2 separate regions of the Mus musculus genome follow, and region 2 is linked to region 1. Evidence: chromatin loops called from intact Hi-C (ENCODE). Cell type or tissue: gastrocnemius. All regions are shown on one strand. Each heading gives the region's core, and the rest is flanking DNA. Links, peaks and the distances in the headings are about the cores only. Region 1 overlaps Slco6c1 (solute carrier organic anion transporter family, member 6c1). Region 2 has its middle 37 kb from the start of Macir.

The links. Peaks named below come from ENCODE experiments on the same cell type or tissue, not always from the same donor. Only the 100,000 strongest peaks of a DNase experiment are listed, where the experiment ranks them.
Region 2: it touches region 1 in a loop (4-fold over the local background); 2 of 42 quality-filtered maps call a loop at or near these places.

The regions. Positions count from the first base shown.
Region 1 is chr1:97,110,026-97,119,183 of GRCm38, forward strand. Slco6c1 (solute carrier organic anion transporter family, member 6c1) reads right to left here. Exons shown (of 14, transcript NM_028942.4): 4 at 8,514-8,610. Among named protein-coding and RNA genes, the nearest start is that of Slco6c1, 14 kb to the right of the region's middle. In gastrocnemius, for the core only: no CTCF peak of the experiment used is centred there; no DNase peak of the experiment used is centred there.
Region 2 is chr1:97,694,434-97,703,591 of GRCm38, forward strand. No RefSeq gene overlaps it. Among named protein-coding and RNA genes, the nearest start is that of Macir, 37 kb to the left of the region's middle. In gastrocnemius, for the core only: no CTCF peak of the experiment used is centred there; a DNase peak (open chromatin) is centred at 4,873.

The sequences.
Region 1 (9,158 bases), core at 754-8,753:
ATGACGAAAGGCAAATATAAGAATTTTACTAACAGAAACCAAGACCACTGGACATCATCAGAACCCAGCACTCTCACAACAGCCAGTCCTGGATAATCCAACACACCCGAAAAGCAAGATTCAGATTTAAAATCATATCTCATGATGCTGGTAGAGGATTTTCAGAAAGGCATTAATAACTCAAAGAAATACAGGAGGACACTGTTAAACAGGTAGAAGGCCTTTAAAAGGAAGCACAAAAATCCCTTAGAGAATTACAGGAAAACACAAACAAACAGGTGATAGAATTGAACAAAACCATCCAAGATCTAAAAATGGAAGTGGAAACAATAAAGAAAACACAAAGGGTGTTTGTGTTTTGGACATAGCAACCCTAGGAAGGAAATCAGGAACCATAGATGTGAGCATCAGCAACAGAATACAAGAGTTGAAAGAGAGAATCACAGGTACAGAAGATTCCATAGAGAACATGAGCACAACAATCAAAGAAAATGCAAAATGTAAAAAGATACAAACTCAAAACATCCAGGAAATCCAGGACACAATGAGAAGACCAAACCTACAGATAATAGTAGATGAAAATGAAGACTTTCAACTTAAAGGGCTAGTAAATATCCTCAACAAAATTATAGAAGAAAACTTCCCTAACCTAAAGAGAGAGATGCCCATGAACATAGAAGAAGCCTACAGAACTCCAAATAGGGACCAGAAAAGAAATTCCTCTCCACACATAGTAATCAGAACAAAAAATGCAGTAAACAAAGATAGAATATTAAAAACAGTAAGGGGAAAAGGTCAAATAACATATGTGGGAAGCCACATGTGCCGTTGCAGAGTGGCGCTGGCTACTACTGGCCACTGCCCATGATTATGGGTAAACAACCAATGTGCGCATGTGCATAAGAGGTTTTTGCCTAGTCACTGCCTGGCCCGACGCATATTAATGAGGTACTGGTAGCATAACCAATCAGGTCTGGACACGTCACTCCTAGGCCTGTATAAGCAGCACCATTTCTGGGCTCAGGGTCTTTCGCTTATGCAATCAATGCTCTTCCAATAAACGTGTGCAGAAGGATCCTATTGTGGCGTCATTCTTGCTGGCGAGACGGGCGCTCACAAACATATAAGGGCAGACCTATGAAAATTACACCAGATTTCTCACCAGAGACTATGAAAGTCAGAAGAACCTGGACAGATGTTATACAGACCCTAAGAGAACACAGATGCCAGCCAAGGCTACTATACCCAGCAAAACTCTCAATTACCATAGATGGAGAAACCAAAGTATTCTCTGACAAAACCAAATTCACACAATATCTTTCCACGAATCCAGCCCTTGAAAGGATAATAAAGGGAAAACACCAACACAAGGACAGAAATTATGCCCTAGAAAAAGCAAGAAAGTAATCCAACAAACCTAATAGAAGAGAGCCACAAGAACAGAATCCCAACTCTAACAACAAAAATAACAGGAAGCAACAATTACTTTTGCTTGATATCTCTTAATATTAATGGACTCAAATCCCCAATAAAAAGACATAGACTAACGGACTGGCTACACAAACAGGACCCAACATTTTGCTGCTTACAGGAAACTGCCCTCAGGGGAAAAGACAGATACTACCTCAGAATGTAAGGCTGGGAAACTATTTTCCAAGCAAGTGATCTGAAGATACAAGTTGGAGCAACCATTCTAATATCAAATAAAATCGATATCCAACCCAAAGTTATTAAATAAAGACAAGGAGGGGCACTTCATTCTCATCAAAGGTAAAAATCTGCCAAGATGAACTTAAATTCTGAATATCTATGCTTCAAGTGCAAGGACAGCCACGTTCATTAAAGAAACTTTAGTAAAGCTCAAAGCACACATTGCAGCTCACACAATAATAGTGGGAGACTTCAACACACCAGTCTCATTAATGGACAGATCCTGGAAATAGACACTAAACAGAGACACATTGAACCTAACAGAAGTTATGAAACAAATTGGTTTAACAAATATCTATAGAACATTTTACACTAAAACAAAAGGATATACCCTTTTCTCAGCACCTCATGGTACCTTCTCCAAAACTGACCATATAATTGGTCACAAAACAGGCCTCAACAGATACAAAAATATTGAAATTATCCCATGCATCCTATCAGGCCACCATGGACTAAGGCTGATCTTCAATATCAAAACATTTAATAGAAAGCCAACATTCATGTGGAAGCTGAACAACAATAACTCAATGATACCTTGGTCAAGGAAGAAAGAAAGAAGGAAATGAAAGACTCTTTAGAGTTTAATGAAAATGAAGCCACAACATACTCAAACTTATGGGACACAATGAAAACAGTCCTAAGAGGAAAACTCATAGTTCTCAGTGCATCCAAAAAGAAACTAGAGAGAGAGAATAAACTAGCAGTGTGACAGTAAATCTAAAAGGTCTAGAACAAAAGGAAGCAAATACACCCAAGAGGAGAAGACTGAACTAAATAAACAAACTCAAGATGAAATCAAGGTAGTGGAAACAGAAAGAACTATTCAAAGAATCAAACAAACCAGGAGCTGGTTCTTTAAGGAAATCAACAAGATAGATAAACCCATAGCCAGACCAACTAGAGGGCACAGGAACAGCATCCTAATTTACAAAATGAGATATGAACGGGGAGATATAACAACAGAACCTGAGGAAATCCAAAGCATCAAAAGATCCTACTACAAATGGCTATAACTCAACAAAACTGGAAAACCTGGACCAAATGGACAAATTTCTTGACAGATACCAGGTACCAAAATTAAATCAGGATCAGATTAATGACCTAAACAGTCCCATAAGCCCCTAAAGAAATAGAAGTAGTCACTAATAGTCTCCCAGCAAAAAAAAAAAAAAAAAAAAAAAAAAAAAAAGCCCAGGACCAGACAGGTTTAGTGCAAGTGCAGAGATCTATCACACCTTCAAAGAAAACCTAATTCCAATTCTCCTCAAAGTATTCCACAAAATAGAAACAGAATGCACTCTCCCCAATTAATTTCATGAAGCCACAATTACTCTGATACCTAAACCACATATAGACCCAACAAAGAAAGAGCACTTCAGACCAATTTCACTTATGAATATTAATTCAAAAATATTCATTAAAATTCTCACTAACTGAATCCAAGAAGACATCAAAATGATCATCCATCATGATCAAATAGGCTTTTTTCCTGGGGTGTACGGATGGTTTACATATGGAAATCCATCAATGTACTCCACTTTATAAACAAATTCAAATACAAAAACCACATGATCATCTCATTAGATGCTGAGAAAGCATTTGACAAAATCCAATACCCATTCATGATAAAGTCTTGGAAAGATCAGAAATTCAAGGCCCATAGCTAAACATAATAAAAGCAATATACAGCAAACCAGTAGCCAACATCAGAATAATAGAGAGAAACTTGAAACAATCCCACTAAAATCAGGGACTATAAAAAGCTCCCCACTTTTTTCCTACCTATTTAATATAGTACTCAAAGTCCTAGCCAGAGCAATTAGAGAGCAAAAGAAAATCAAGGGGATAAAATTTGGAAAAGAAGAAGTCAAAACATCACTATTTGCAGATGATATGATAGTATATATAAGAGACCCTAAAAATTCCACAGAGAACTTCTAAACCTGATAACCAGCTTCAATGAAGTAGCTGGATATAAAATTATCTCATAAAAAAATCAGTGACCTTTCTCTACACAAAGGATAAACAGGCTGAGAAAGAAATTAGGGAAACAACCGATTCACAATAGTCTCAAATAATATAAAATACCTTAGTGTGTCTGTAACTAAGGAAGTAAAAGATCTATATGAAAAGAACTTCAAGTCTCTGAAGAAAGAAATCAAAGAAGATCTCAGAAGATGGAAAGATCTCCCATGCTCATGGATTGGCAGGATCAATATAGTAAAAATGGCTATCTTGCCAAAAGCAATCTACAGATTCAATGTATTAATAATTCCATCATAATTCCAACTCAGTTCTTCAGAGAATTAGAAAGGGCAATTTGCAAATTCATCTGGAATAACAAAAAACCTAGGATAGCAAAAACTCTTTTCAATAATAAAAGAACCTCTGTTGGAATCACTATGCCTGACCTCAAACTCTACTACAGAGCAATTGTGATAAAATCTGTGTGGTACTGGTACAGTGACAGACAGGTAGATCAATAGAATAGAACTGAAGACCCAGAAATGAACCCAAACAACTATGGTCACTGTATCTTTGACAAGGGAGCTAAAACCATCCAGTGGAAAAGAGCATTTTCAACAAATGGTGCTGGCACAACTGGCAGTTACCGTGTAGAAGAATGCTAATTGATCTATTCTTATCTCTGTGTACAAAACTCAAGTCTAAGTGGATCAAGGCACTCCACATAAAATTAGGAAAACTGAAACTTATAGAGGAAAAAGTTGGGATGAGCCTTGAAGATGTGGGCCAAGGGGAAAAATTCTTGAACAGAAAAGCAATGGCTTGTGCTATAAGATTGATAATTGACAAATGGGACCTCATAAAATTGCAAAGCTTCTGTAAGGCAAAAGACACTGTCAATAAGACAAAAAGGCCACCAACAGATTGGAAAAGGATTTTTACCAATCCTAAATCAGAGAGGGGACTAATATCCAAAATCTATAAAAAACTCAAGAAGATGAACTCCAGAAAATCAAATAACCGCATTAAAACATGGGGTACAGAGCTAAACAAAGAATTCTCAACTGAGGGATACAAAGTGGCTGAGAAGCACCTGAAAAAATGTTCAACATCCTTAATCATCAGGGAAATGCGAATCAAAACAACCCTGAGATTCCACTTCATACCAATCAGAATTGCTAAGATCTAAAATTCAGGTGACAGAAGATGCTGGCAAGGGAGTAGAGAAAGAGGAACACTCCTCGGTTGGTGGTTGGATTGCAAGCTGATACAACCTTTCTGGAAATCAGTCTGGTGGTTCCTCAGAAAATTGGATATAGTACTACCAGAAGATCCAGTACTGCCTCTCCTAGGCATATACCCAGAAGATGTTCCAACCTGTAGTAAGAGCACATGTTCCAATATTTTCATAGCAGCCTTATTTTTAATAGACAGAGGCTGGAAAGAACCCAGAGGACCCTCAACAGAAGAATGGATACAGAAAATGTGGTACATTTAAACAATGGAGTACTATGCAACTATCAAGAACAATGAATTTGTGAAATTCTTAGACAAATATGTGGATCTGGAGGTTATCATCCTGAGTGAGGTAACCAAGTCACAAAAGAACACACGTGATATGCACTCACTGATAAGCAGATATTAACCTAGAAACTTACAATATCCAAGATACAATTTACAAAACACATGAAACTCAAAAACAAGGAAGACCAAAGTGTGGATACTTTGTTCCTTCTTAGAATGGGGAACAAAAGACCCATGGAAGGAGTTACAGAGACAAAGTTCAGAGTTGAGAAGGAAGAAAGGACCAGCCAGAAAATGCCCTACAGGGGAATCCATCCTGTATACAACCACCAGACCCAGACACTATTGCATATGCCGTCAACATTTTGCTGACAGGACCCTGATATAGCTATCTCTTGTGAGGCTATGTTAGTGCCTGGAAAATACAGAAGTGAATGGTCACAGTCATCTATTGCATGGAAAACAGGGCCCCTAATGAAGGAACTAGAGAAAGTACCCAAGGAGCTAAAGAGGTCTGCAACCCTATAGGAAGATCAACAATATGAACTAACCAGTATCCCCCAGAAATGTGTTTCTAGTTGCATATGTAGCAGAGGATGGCCTAGTAGGCCATCAAGGGGATGGGAAGCCCTTGGTCTTGCAAAGATTATATGCTCCAGTACAAGGGAATGCCCAGGCCAGGAACCAGGAGTGGGTGGGTCTGGGAGCAAGGCGTGGGGAGGTTATAGGTGACTTTCTGGATAGCATTTGAAATGTAAATGAAATAAATATCTAATAAAAAATAAAACATCTTGCACACACATTAAGTTAAAACAAAAATGAAATAAAACACACAACCAAATTAAAAAAAAAAAGAAATATCTTCAGTGTTGGTGTCTAGTACTGCTATACAATAAAACATCTTTCTGGCCCTGTTCTATTCCTTTGAACATCATTATATTTGTCATTTGCTTTTCAGAAATTCTAGTCAAGATGTTTACTTCTTTGAGTTTGTAGCCACTTTTACTATTTAAAAGCTAGACATTATCCTAGATTCAGCTTTGCCAAGATTCTACTTTTAATGTAATGTAGGTTTTTCAGCAATACAATAGATATACAGATGCAAACATCCTCAAAAAACTGCTTGCATACTGAGTACAAGAGCATACCCAGAAGTTCATCCTCCATGATAAAGTAGGCTTAATCCCAGTGGTGCAGATATCATTCTATATATTTAATTCAATTACAACAATCTGAATGACGAAAAGACATGACCATTACATTAGATACAAAAGTGGACGTTGACAAATGCAACATCACTTTATGATCAAAGCCCTGGATATTCTAATGATATAAGTGACCCACCTCAACACAACAGTGGTGATTTACATCAAGCTCACATCTAACATCAACCTAAATAGAAAGAAAGTCAAAGCATTTCTACTAAAATTAGAACCAGGTACAAAGGACTCTTTCCACACTTACTCATTTTAGTACTTAAAATCTAACCTAGAACAGTAAGACAACTGAAGGAGATCAAGGTGATAGAAATATAAAAGGAAGACTTCAAACTGTCTTTATTTGCAGATTATATGCTTTATGAATAAAAGAGCCTAAAGACACCATGAAGAAACTTCTGCTAATAAACACTTTTAGCAGACTAGCAGAAGCCAAAATCATCATCAAAAATTCAGCAGCCTTCCAATATACAAATAACAAACTGGCTAAGAGAGAAATCAGTGAATCAAGACATTTCACAATAGCCTCAGAAAATCTCTTGAGTGAGAATCTTGTGTAATAAAAACTTAGTCCATTAAGAAGAACATTAAGATGAGATCCCACCCCCTTATGGATAACAAAGATTAATAGAGTGAAAATTCCCATTCTAACAAAAGCAAACATCTGATTCAACAACAAAAACCATCAAAATTGCAACACCATTCTTTGCAAATAAAAATTCATTTTCATATGAAGACACATGCAAGCACACACACACAGACACACACACATGCAAGTGCACACATGCATGTGTACACACACACACACACACACACACACACACACACATACACACATAAATAAAACAGAAAAACAGCCCTAAAAAGAGAAAGAAGTGCTTAAGATATCACCATTTTTGATTTCTAATTTTACTAGAATCTATCATAATGAAAACAGCATGTTATTGGCTTAAAAACAGACATATTGATCAATGGATTTAAATTGAAGTCCCAGACTTATTTCCACAGGTATGGACATCCGATTTGCTGTTAAGAAGCCAAAACCATGCACTGGAGAAAAATAGTATCTTTTTAAAAATGGTGGTGGTAAAACTCGATAGCTACATGCACAAGAATGCAAATGGATCCATATCTGTCTCTTTGCAAGTGAAGCACTGATATCTAGTTGGTTTATTGTCTCCCAAAATATTTGATGACTTCATTTGAATTCATTTTATTTATGTGCTTATTTTACAAAGCTTCTACTGTAGTGTGTTTCCATATAGGACATGATATTAAGTCTTTTCTTTCTCATTCATTCATAAAACAAAAAAAAAATGAAACAACCACATAAAAGTAAAAATATAAACAAACAAGCAAAGGATCAATGATACAAAGAAATAAATTATAAAACATAACAAAATAAAAAAATACCTATTAAAAATATGGAGTATTCTGCTAGCAGCCTTCAGATGAAGATGTAGAACTCCCAGATCCTCCTGCGCCATGCCTGCCTAGAAGTTGCCCTGCTCCCACCTTGACGCTGATGGACTGAATCTCTGAACCTGTAAGCCAACTGGTCCCAATAAAATGTTGTTCTTATAAGAAAAATATAAATTGAGTTTATTTTTCTTTGGGCAACAACTGGCCATGGGACCTACTATGAAGTGTTGTTATTACATGTAGTGACATTCTGCTGTAGAAAACATATTGTCCCTAGGTATACAACATCATGTGAGTAGGAAGGTAGCTTGGAGGAGTTTGGTAGAAGGGAAGAATATGAACAGAATATATTCTACGAAAAAATCTTTTAATTAAATAATAACCAAGATAAAACCTTCTATATATCATACACATTACTGTTATTGTAGTGTTTTGAATGAGCATTTTGTATTTTTAACAACAAAATATAAAGTTAACACTTTTAATTAATAATATTGATTGTACTTCAAACAGTAAAAATTCAAATTCACAGTATAAATGTACCTATGTTTTCATATATGTATATATCAGCTACATTTGCCCTATTTTCTGTGTATTATTTATGCACCACTGTAACTATTTAACAAGTATTTTATACAATGTGAATTAAATACAAAAGCAAATAGTATGACTTACATTTCGACTGTTTTTTCTTTGGGTGGAGGCTGAAAATTCTGCAGTCCTCCTACCATACCCAGAAGGTATCCTATCAGATATGCAGAATGTCCAATAGCTTGAAAATGAACAGAGCACCAAAGAAATTCAAAATCAGATTTGATAATATAAAATACAAGTGATATCTGAAAGTTTTTCATGCTGTTCTATAGTACTTGACAGAGGAAAGATGGATAGGAAAAGAAAGGAACAAGAGTCAGTGTAAAAAAGTAGAAGAGAGGTAATTGTAAATACTTCCAGAATTTAGTCTAACAAATTTCAAATACATAAGACAGGAAGCTGGTGAGGAGTTCATATGGGAATTAATGATAGTCTTAGTGTTGAAGCTAGACATGAGCCACAATTGCTGCTGGGTTGGGAACAGTCAGTCTGCCTTGTTAGGACTCTACATTGCTTGAGCTGAGGCCTGTTTTTATCTCAAAAGTTAACAGCTTTACTCAGTGTCTAATGATTGTGAATGTTAATCATACCTAAGACGACAGAGATCCATCTAGAATACTGTCTAACAGTACAACTGGGTGGCATATCTTCTTATCTAATGAAGTATTGGATATTCATATAATTTAATTAAAATTACGAACATAATTATATCTAATTTAATTTATT
Region 2 (9,158 bases), core at 796-8,795, 580 kb after region 1:
CCATCTGTAACAGGATCTTCTGATGTGTCTGAAGACACTGACAGTGTATTCACATATATAAAATAAATAAAATCTTTTAAAAATGGGATATAGATATAAGGAGAGAATTCTTAATAGAGAGAATCTCTGAGAAACATTTAAAGAAATATTCAACACGTTTAGCCATCAGGGAAATGAAAATCAAAGCTACTTTAATATTCTATCTTACACCTGTCGGAATGGCTAAGATTTAGTAACACACATGACAGCTTATGCTGGTGAAGATGTGGAGGAAGAAGAACACTCCACCATTGCCAGTGGAAGTGCAAAATTGAATAGCCATTAAAAAATCAATATGGAGGTTCCTCAGAAAATTGGGAATTCTACCTCAAGACCCACCGAGAGAACTCTTGGGCATATACACAAAGGACACTCCATCCTTCTACAAGGGCACTTGCTCAACTATTATTGTGGTAGATTTATTCATAAGAGACAGAAACTGGAAACAACCTAGATGTCCCTAAACTAAAGAAAAGAATCATCCTGAAGTAACATAAAACGAGGAAGAGAAATATAGTGTGTATTCATTAGAAGTGGATACTAGCTGTTGAATAAGTGATAATCAAACTACAATCCACAGACCCAGACAGGTTAGAAAAATTCCAAGATCTCTGAAGAATTGTATTGGGGTTTTGGTGTGGATTTCATTGAATCTGTAGATAGCTTTCTGTAGGATGGTCACGTTTACTAAATTGATCCTACTAATCCATAAACATGAGGGATCTTTTCTTCTGATAGCTTCTTCAGTTTCTTCCTTTGATTTCTTAAAGTTTTTAATCAGACAAATCTTTTGCTTGCTTGACAAGCGTTACCCCCAAGGTATTTTATATTATTTGGGGACTATTGTGAAAGGTGTTGTTTTCCTGATTTTCTTTTCTTTGTCATTTGTATTTAAAAAGGCTACTGGGTTTTGTGAGTTAATTTTGTATTCAGCTACTTTTCTGAAAGTGTTTATCAGCTGTAGGTGTTTCTCAGTGGAATATTTAGAGTCACTTATCTATGCTATCACATCATCTACAAATAAAGATACGTTGACTTCTTTCTCTCTAATTTGTAGTTCCTTGATCTCCTTCAGTTGTCTTATTGCTCTAGCTAGAACCTCAAGTACTGTACTGAACAGGTCTGGAGCGAGTGGACTGCTTTGTCTTACCCTGATGTTAATGGAATTACTTTAGGTTTCTCTCTATTTTAGTTAATGTTGGCTATGGGCTTGCTGTAAGCTGCCTTTATGATGTTGAAATATACATACAGGATTTCCAGTTTATCACTTTTAAATACTTGATTAAATGTCATAATATATTTTGTATTTATTTGTCCCCCTTTGGACTATAAATGTGCCCTAGATACCTTAAAATAGAATTTTATGAATTTATCATTAATTTTGAATTCTTAGCAAAACTCATATATAGTGAGAGGACACTGGATTTATTTCTGAATATCTGCTGTTTTTCTCTTGTTTTCCAGGCCAAAATCTAAAAACAAGAAACAGAAAGAAAATATTCATGGAGAACAATGAATCTAATTAGTCATGTTGAATGTGAAACATATTAACTGAGTGAGAAACAATGATACACTAAGCTGAAACAAATGTTATTCGAGGAATCATCAAACTGCTGGGCTTAGAATGAATAATACATAGCCCCTCTGTAAAGCTCTGACTAATGACTCAACAATAGCACACCACTGGGACAAGAGTGGGGTTTAGAAAGTTAAATATTCTCAGTAAAATGAGAAGTCAATATACACTAGCAAAATCAATAAATCAAAACATAAGCTTACACAACTAGTATATAAAAACGTGAAGGCAAATTATCTGGAGAAAAGCTAGAGGACTTGGAATTGTCTTTGAAAACTCAGAGCCGGGCGAGGCAGGGAATGACCTGATGGGACAGTGTCTGTAATGTGCAAGGTAACTACAAACACTGTTTTGTCATGGGCAATGATTGCTCTGAGTGTGTGGTTCCCATACCAGATTATAAGTTCCTTTCTAAATGGAAACAAGTCTTTTTATGTTCATAGGCTCATCAATTAGCATAGATAATGAATACTCACTTAGCATAGATTAGTCTTTTTCTTTTTAGAGCCTGTTCTTGGACTACCATGGGAATTGCTTCCAATTATGGTATTACTGGCCTTTAAAGTAAAGGTGGCCATTAAGGTAAAGTCCAAGGACATTGTGTGTTTGAAAAGGTCACCTTTATATTTAGCACAGGAAGATCACTGTGTTTTTGTACTCTATTGTTTGGTTTCGTTTGGTAGGAATTTCAGATCCTAGATCAAGCAACCCTTTCCACACTATACTTGATGTTGTGGTTTGAATGGGAATGTCCTTCATTTGAAATGCTTAGTCCCCAGTTAGTGGAACTGTTTGGGAAGGATTAGGGGGTATGGTCTTGTTGGAGAAGGTGTATCATGGGCTTTGAGGTTTTGGAAGGACTATAACAGACACTGTCTGTCTCTGTCTCTGTCCCTCTCTCCCTTCCTCCCTCCCCACACCCCACCTCCACCTCTCTCTCTGCTCCTGTACCATGCCTGCCTGCCTCCATGATCCTTTCCACAATGATCATGGACTCCCCTAAAGCTGTAATCAAGCCCCCCCCCAATTAAATGATTTCTTCTCAGAATTGTTTTCGTTCATGGTGTCTCTTCATAGGCAATCAGACTAGGCTAATCCATCACACATGGTTGGAATACTGAACACATCATGAACACTAAAAGTGTACATCTGTGTTTAGGTTATACGAATATACCGCCTACAAAGCCTAACTCTGGACATATTTGTTGGTGGTGCTGCAGTGGAAACATTTCCATACCTAGGTTTTATTTGAGCTAATATAAAAACTAGTTTGTACTCATGATACCCAGAACTATGCATATTCTATGTAATAACAGGAAGCTATCATCTAAATAAATTCTTTTCTGTCCTGGTGATAATCCTTAGAACATCTCTCAGAACAGTGCTAAGGAACAAGAGGAAGTGATAACAGGAATGGGAACCATCCACTTTCAGGTTGTGTTTTTAAGCAAATGCTCAAAACCATGCTAATCATGATGACAGAGGGAGGCAGTAATAACAGAAGGACCAGAAATGTCCCAGAATCCTAAGGAAGAGAGAACGGAAAAACAAGCCATATGAACTTTGAGGTTACAGAGCTTCAGGCAAACCTGTGGATCAGGTAAGAAAATCAAGACCTGGCAGACTGTGGAGCTCTCAGGGTTTCTCAGGTAAACAGAGGGAGAGTCGAGAAGACAACTGAGATTTGCTTTCTCCATATGCCTGGAATGACTCAGAGAACACACCACCCAACATCACCACCATCGAACAGCATACGTCCATTTGTGGCTGGTGCTCTACTCTCCTGCCAAGCCTGCAGACAAGCCTGCACGCTTAAACCAGATGCTTTCCTTTCTTGTAGGAGTCTGAAAGGGTTCCATGTTTTTCTTGAGTTTTGAGTCTATGAATTTTAACTTTCCAAATTGCATTTCTCCGGCTAAAGGGGGTTGTGTCTGTATCATAGCAGGACCAAGGACATGGCTCCCCTCTAGAGGAATCTTTCATGTACATATGGAAAGTGACTTACAAAATGTTTCTAGATATTCTGAAGCACACAAGTGTCATTTTTTCAACATGGGAAGGAGCTACAAGACAAGTCTGCATTTTGGTGTGGAGTGAAAAGACAAACGTTAAATCGTATGGCTTCTGACTTCTCTCCTAATAGCAAGAAAGCTTTTTGGCAATATAATTGTGGATCATTCTGCCTTACCCAACCCTCGCTTTCTCTTTTTCCCTTTTCTGTCAATCTATTCATCTACCCTCTTCTCTTGAGCTTTCTCTTAAGCACTGACTTGCTTAAAAAACAAACAAACAAACAAACAAACAAACAAATAACCCGGGCTTTTAAAAGCAGCCAAAACATTTCCAGAAGACATTTCTATTTTTTTTTTTTCAAAAAAACAACCACATCAACAACAATAAAAACCCTTTCCATATAGTAAGTGCTCCTGAACCACCATGCACAGAATGACAAAGCCAGGCCCTGCTGTCCTCAGTCACATCTTTATAAACTGTGCTTCCATCTGTGGGGCAATGTGCTATGCACAGACAGTCTGGTCTCCAGTCCAGCTGAGGTCTGAACCTCGGTGGTGATAATTCCCACCTACATGGGCCAGAAGGTGTTCCCTCATGTCTCCTGGACCCCTGGCTCCTGTTGAAGTTACTGCTCCCACAGCCCCCAATAGAGAAGCATGTGGCTAGTAGTCACATACACAATGTCCCAAACTTCTGACCTTCAGGCTAGACTCCTCCCAGTTACCTAGCAACAGCAAGATAACACAACCCACTATAAGAGGGGCTGCTTGGCCCCTCCTCGATCTCTTAAGCTGTTACTTTCCTTACTCTCTCTCTCTAAGCTTTTACCTCTCTCTCTCTTTCTCTAAGCCTTCACCTTTCTTACTCTCTTTCTTTCTTCCCCTTCCCCCTTCTCTCCTCTTGGCCATGGCCAGTCTCTCTTTATCTTTTCTCTTCCCCCCTGCCTTTCTACAATAAAGCTCTAAAACCATAGACTGTCTCTGCTCATCAAGGCCCCCTATGCTTGGACGATGGGATAGGCTTTCTCCTAATGAGCCATGCCTAATCTCCCTAATCTCCCGTCAGAAGGCATTCCTACACTCCAGCCACGGACCAGACAAAGGACTCTCACCTGTGTGGGAACCTCTCTCCCTCTGCCCTCTTCTTGTATCTCTGGGGCTGAGTATCATCCCAGAGCCCCTGGTAACGGGGGCTGCCCCTTGTCCACCCCCCTGCCGTGTGGGTTCAGTGGCTTCACTCAGCCAGATGCCCACCTGGGGCCGTGTGGAAAGCGTCTGGCAGTCCTCCCGGGTCTGTCTGCCCAGAGCACAGGAACTCTAGCCAGACCCGGGCTCTCTCCCTCCCTCCTCTTCCCCTACACCTGACAGCCCCACATCCATCAACACCTCCACTCAGGATAACACACTGGGTACAGTACGAAGTTCATGCATGGTGGCCTCACTTTGTTAAACAGTAAACATGGAGATTTGTGAGGATTGTTCTTCTTTCCTTCAATACCGCTCTGAGATGCTCTGTTTCATTTTAAAGATTTTTTTAAAAATAACCTTGATCTTTTTTGGGGGGTAGGGTATCTATTAGATTGTTACTACACAGGCTGTTCCCTTGGCAACACATACATTCCTAATAAGAGTTTCAGAAGTGAGCAGAGCATCCTTGGCTCTAAGAAATGTTGAAATGCAATCAAAACCAGAGGCCTGGCTGACATTTGTACAAGATATAAAACCCCAATAGAGCAGAAGACTCAGTGTCTCAGATCTTCTAGTGTACTAAAGGCCATTTTGTTTGATTCTGCCAGTAGACTACTCTAGGTGGGACGCTATCATTCATCAAAATTTGTTATGGGGGAGGGGGGGGAAAGGATGCCTAGTTGAAAAATGGACAAAAAAAAATCAGCTTTCAACAATAAACAAACATCAGATACAAAAACAGAAACAAAAACTATCCTCAAAAACAATTAAAAGGAGTTTTAGCCTCAGTCCTGAGGAGCCGGGGTTGCTAAGTGAAGTTCAAATAGGAAGGTGCATGGAAATGATGCTGAGCCCTTGATCCAGCAAGGGATAAGTTTCCAATGCTGATGGCTAACATGAGGGGGGAAGACCAGCTCCTTGTCTAAATAACATAGGCGGGATAAGTGTGTGCACAGAGCATTTCCATTCACCATGCGGTACCAGAAGCAAGCCTGCGGAGGAAACACCAGGAGCCACTCAAACGCAGGGACACAACTGAGAAACACATCCTTGGGAAGACTTATCACTGTGTGGATATTATAGAAGAGACTTCCATTAATCCGAATGTGGAGACTGTTAGAAGAATGTGCAAAATACCATAGTTTTGAAAACTCACAGAATAACTGGGCATGATGAATTTCAGAGAGTAACCTTCCAGGAATTTGAAGACACCGAGAAATTTTGTATAAGTTTGTTTTTGTTTTCTTCCTTGCTGTATATTGTAATTCTAAAAATTACAGGAACATATTTTTATTTATTTATTTATTTGTTTGTTTGTTTGTTTATTTATTTATTGGTTTTTTGGTGCAGTGATGCACCCCTTTAGCCCTGGCATTCAGAGGTTGAAATGGGAGGGTCATGAGTTCCAACGCCACACTGGTCTACACAGCGACACCCTGTGTATAAAGAAATGAACAACAAACATCTCGAGAAGAAATAAATCTGAGAAACATGGGATCGCCACCTGAGTAACACAGCCTGTTTAGTGTTAAGGACTGATAATAAGTAGCTCTTCTGTAAAATAGCAAAAACATACATTAATAAGAGCTGTATCACTATTATCATGTATTATCTCTATTAAGTCATATGTGCTATTTACAGTTGTGTGTGCAGTGTTTTTATACAACTGGCACCTCAGTAGGTTTGTTTACATCAGCATCACAAAAAAAAAAATGTGTGTACTGGATCACAAAGTGTACGGATGTTTCAGGTCCTTTACAGTTTTATGGCTCTACCATCATACATGTGTCAGGTTGCAGAGCAAAACACTATTATGTGGTAGATGCCTTACAGCCATGCCAAATAGGAGGCAGCGGCCTGCATGTAGCTGAGGGAGAGAGGAGGGAAGGGGCTCTAAAGCTGAATATTCCTGCAGCTCTGATTCCTTGCTGCCTGAAAGAAAATAAAAGCTGTCAGATCCTTCAGGCTCACAATCCTTTTGTAAGGAGAGGATTGTGTTAGCTCCAAGTGGTACCCCACAAACTGTACAGAATAGATGAAAACACACTTACTACCTAAGGATAAGTAGTAATTAAGAATGAAGATGCAGTACTTATGCAAAATCATCCAAGAAAAGGGGGAGACAAACAGAAGAAACGGTAGCATTTATTCTGTAGGGGAAAGCCAACTCGGCAGAGAAAACTGATCCACTGAAGGCATGGAAACTGTGACCACATATGCAATCATCCGCCACAGTATGTATGAAAATGAAGGGCACACGCAGGCCGAGGTAAGCAGGAACACCGTGGCGAAGCCACAAAAAGAACTGCAGCATCAGCCGAGTTCCTAAAAGAAATGGAGAGAAGAAAATAAAGCCAGGCTGACTACCCGTCTGGGAAAGAAACAGAGTGGGTGAAGGAAAGGGGCGCAGGGCGCCCAGGTAGAATCATTTCATCAGTTTGTTTATCCAGGAGCTCTGGTGTAACACGTCAAATGATAAACTTATGTGTGGGCACAGAGGTCAGTAACGGAAGCTGCGAGTGAAGAAGACAACATAACTAACACAGCGGTTGAATAGAAGCGCAGGCATTCCAGTTGGATGCCAGTTACAGCAGTGAGCCCACAGACAGTGCACGGATGAAATGTGTAGCTTTGTTTGTAGTTAAGGTGACAGCCATCACTGGGATAAGCCAACAGCAGCAAACACAGTGCATACAGACATGGCTGGCATTCACCCATTACCTGTCCCCTTCCCATTTCTATCAGAATAGTATTCGGGTTATGTTCTTCTCTCTCCCAAGTAGGGTTGTATGGATAACAGCAGTTGTTTCTAACTAGGGTGTATTTGATAACATGGATAGGCTTTTGACTGACATTCTTGGTGGGTGGGAGGGGTTACTGGCATGTAGGGTACAGAGCAGGGCGAGTCAGCTCCAGCTCCAAGTCCTATGTGATCTTACAGGCTTACTCGCTGGAAATTAGTCCTGGTATAGTACACTTCAAGAGGGAACACTTAAGATCAGAGCACAAATCTCTGCAGAGAACTATAGTCGGCCGGGACCCTCTGAGATGGGCCCACACCCAGCTTTATCCCAGGCAGGCACTCATTTATTTCAAGGCCTTGACTGGGGTTTTCTCCACACAAGTTGTTTTCTCCTACTTCAGGGCACAACGTGGTAAGGCATTGTTCATTGCACGTCAGTGAATTTCTCCTGCCTGGATAGCAACAGATCACCACCCCTCATCCCTGTCCACTGGAGGGAGATGGGACAGGAGCCTAGGGTACTCTGTTTTGTAACCCCATCTTGGGTCCTTATCTTAAATGACTACTGTGGCACCTCAGTTTCTCACAGACGTTGCTCAGTATCTTTAAACACAGATCAATTATCTGGTTCAAAGTGTCAACGCTGAGTGGTCATCAGCTCCAGTTCATGGAATTTTCCATGAATGCTATTAACATGGGAGTGGACAGAGAGGTGGTCAACCAAGTTGTTCTGACTATACTAAATGAACAGCTATTTCATCACTGTGGTAGAATTGCCATGAATTTTTGCTAGGCTAGCTATGAATAAGGAAGGATGTAGCCCTAATTGCCATTGAAAGCCATCTGATGAGCATGAGGTGAAACACTGTTGAGATAAAGTTTGCGTTATGTCAATGGAGAGAGCAAGACAAATGAGGTCACTGATGACATAATTGCAGATAGCAAGATGGCTGGGGCCAACTCTGCTTTTAGACCTTAAGAAATATATAATGACTGTCATAGCAGTTTAAGCCAGTTTTAATTGGTATTTTCTTCTCCACAATGAAAAGTATGGTTACAGAAAGATGAAAAGTGTAAAGACAACAGTAGCAGAAAGTATTGCCTCCAAAGGTACATTACAGATCAATGAACTATACAAACCTTTTGCAAGAGATCTTGATATTAGTTTTAAAGCAAAGCCCATTGTAAATAATATGCCAACTCCTACAAAAGATTCCAACTAATAGAACATATGAATACAAAGTAATAGGCCATAAACTCAACTACATAACTACTTAGTGTCCAAAACATGCAATAGGGTAAAGTGATATTTTAGGATAAAAGTCAAATGTAAAGTGGCCATAAATAATTTATATGTGCTAGGAAACAGCCACAAAGAAAGAGTAAGGAAAAACCAGAGATTAAAACGATGGAGAGAAATTCCTAAGTGGAGATTTTAATTTTGCTATTTCTATCTGTAACATAGTGCAAAGGTCAAAGGGGAAGTAACTAGTGCATCTCACTGATATATATACGAACAGTGATTCATTAAAAATATATAGCATACATTAAGGAATGTATTTTATAATCTTATATTCTAAAGAGAGAAATTGGATCTTCC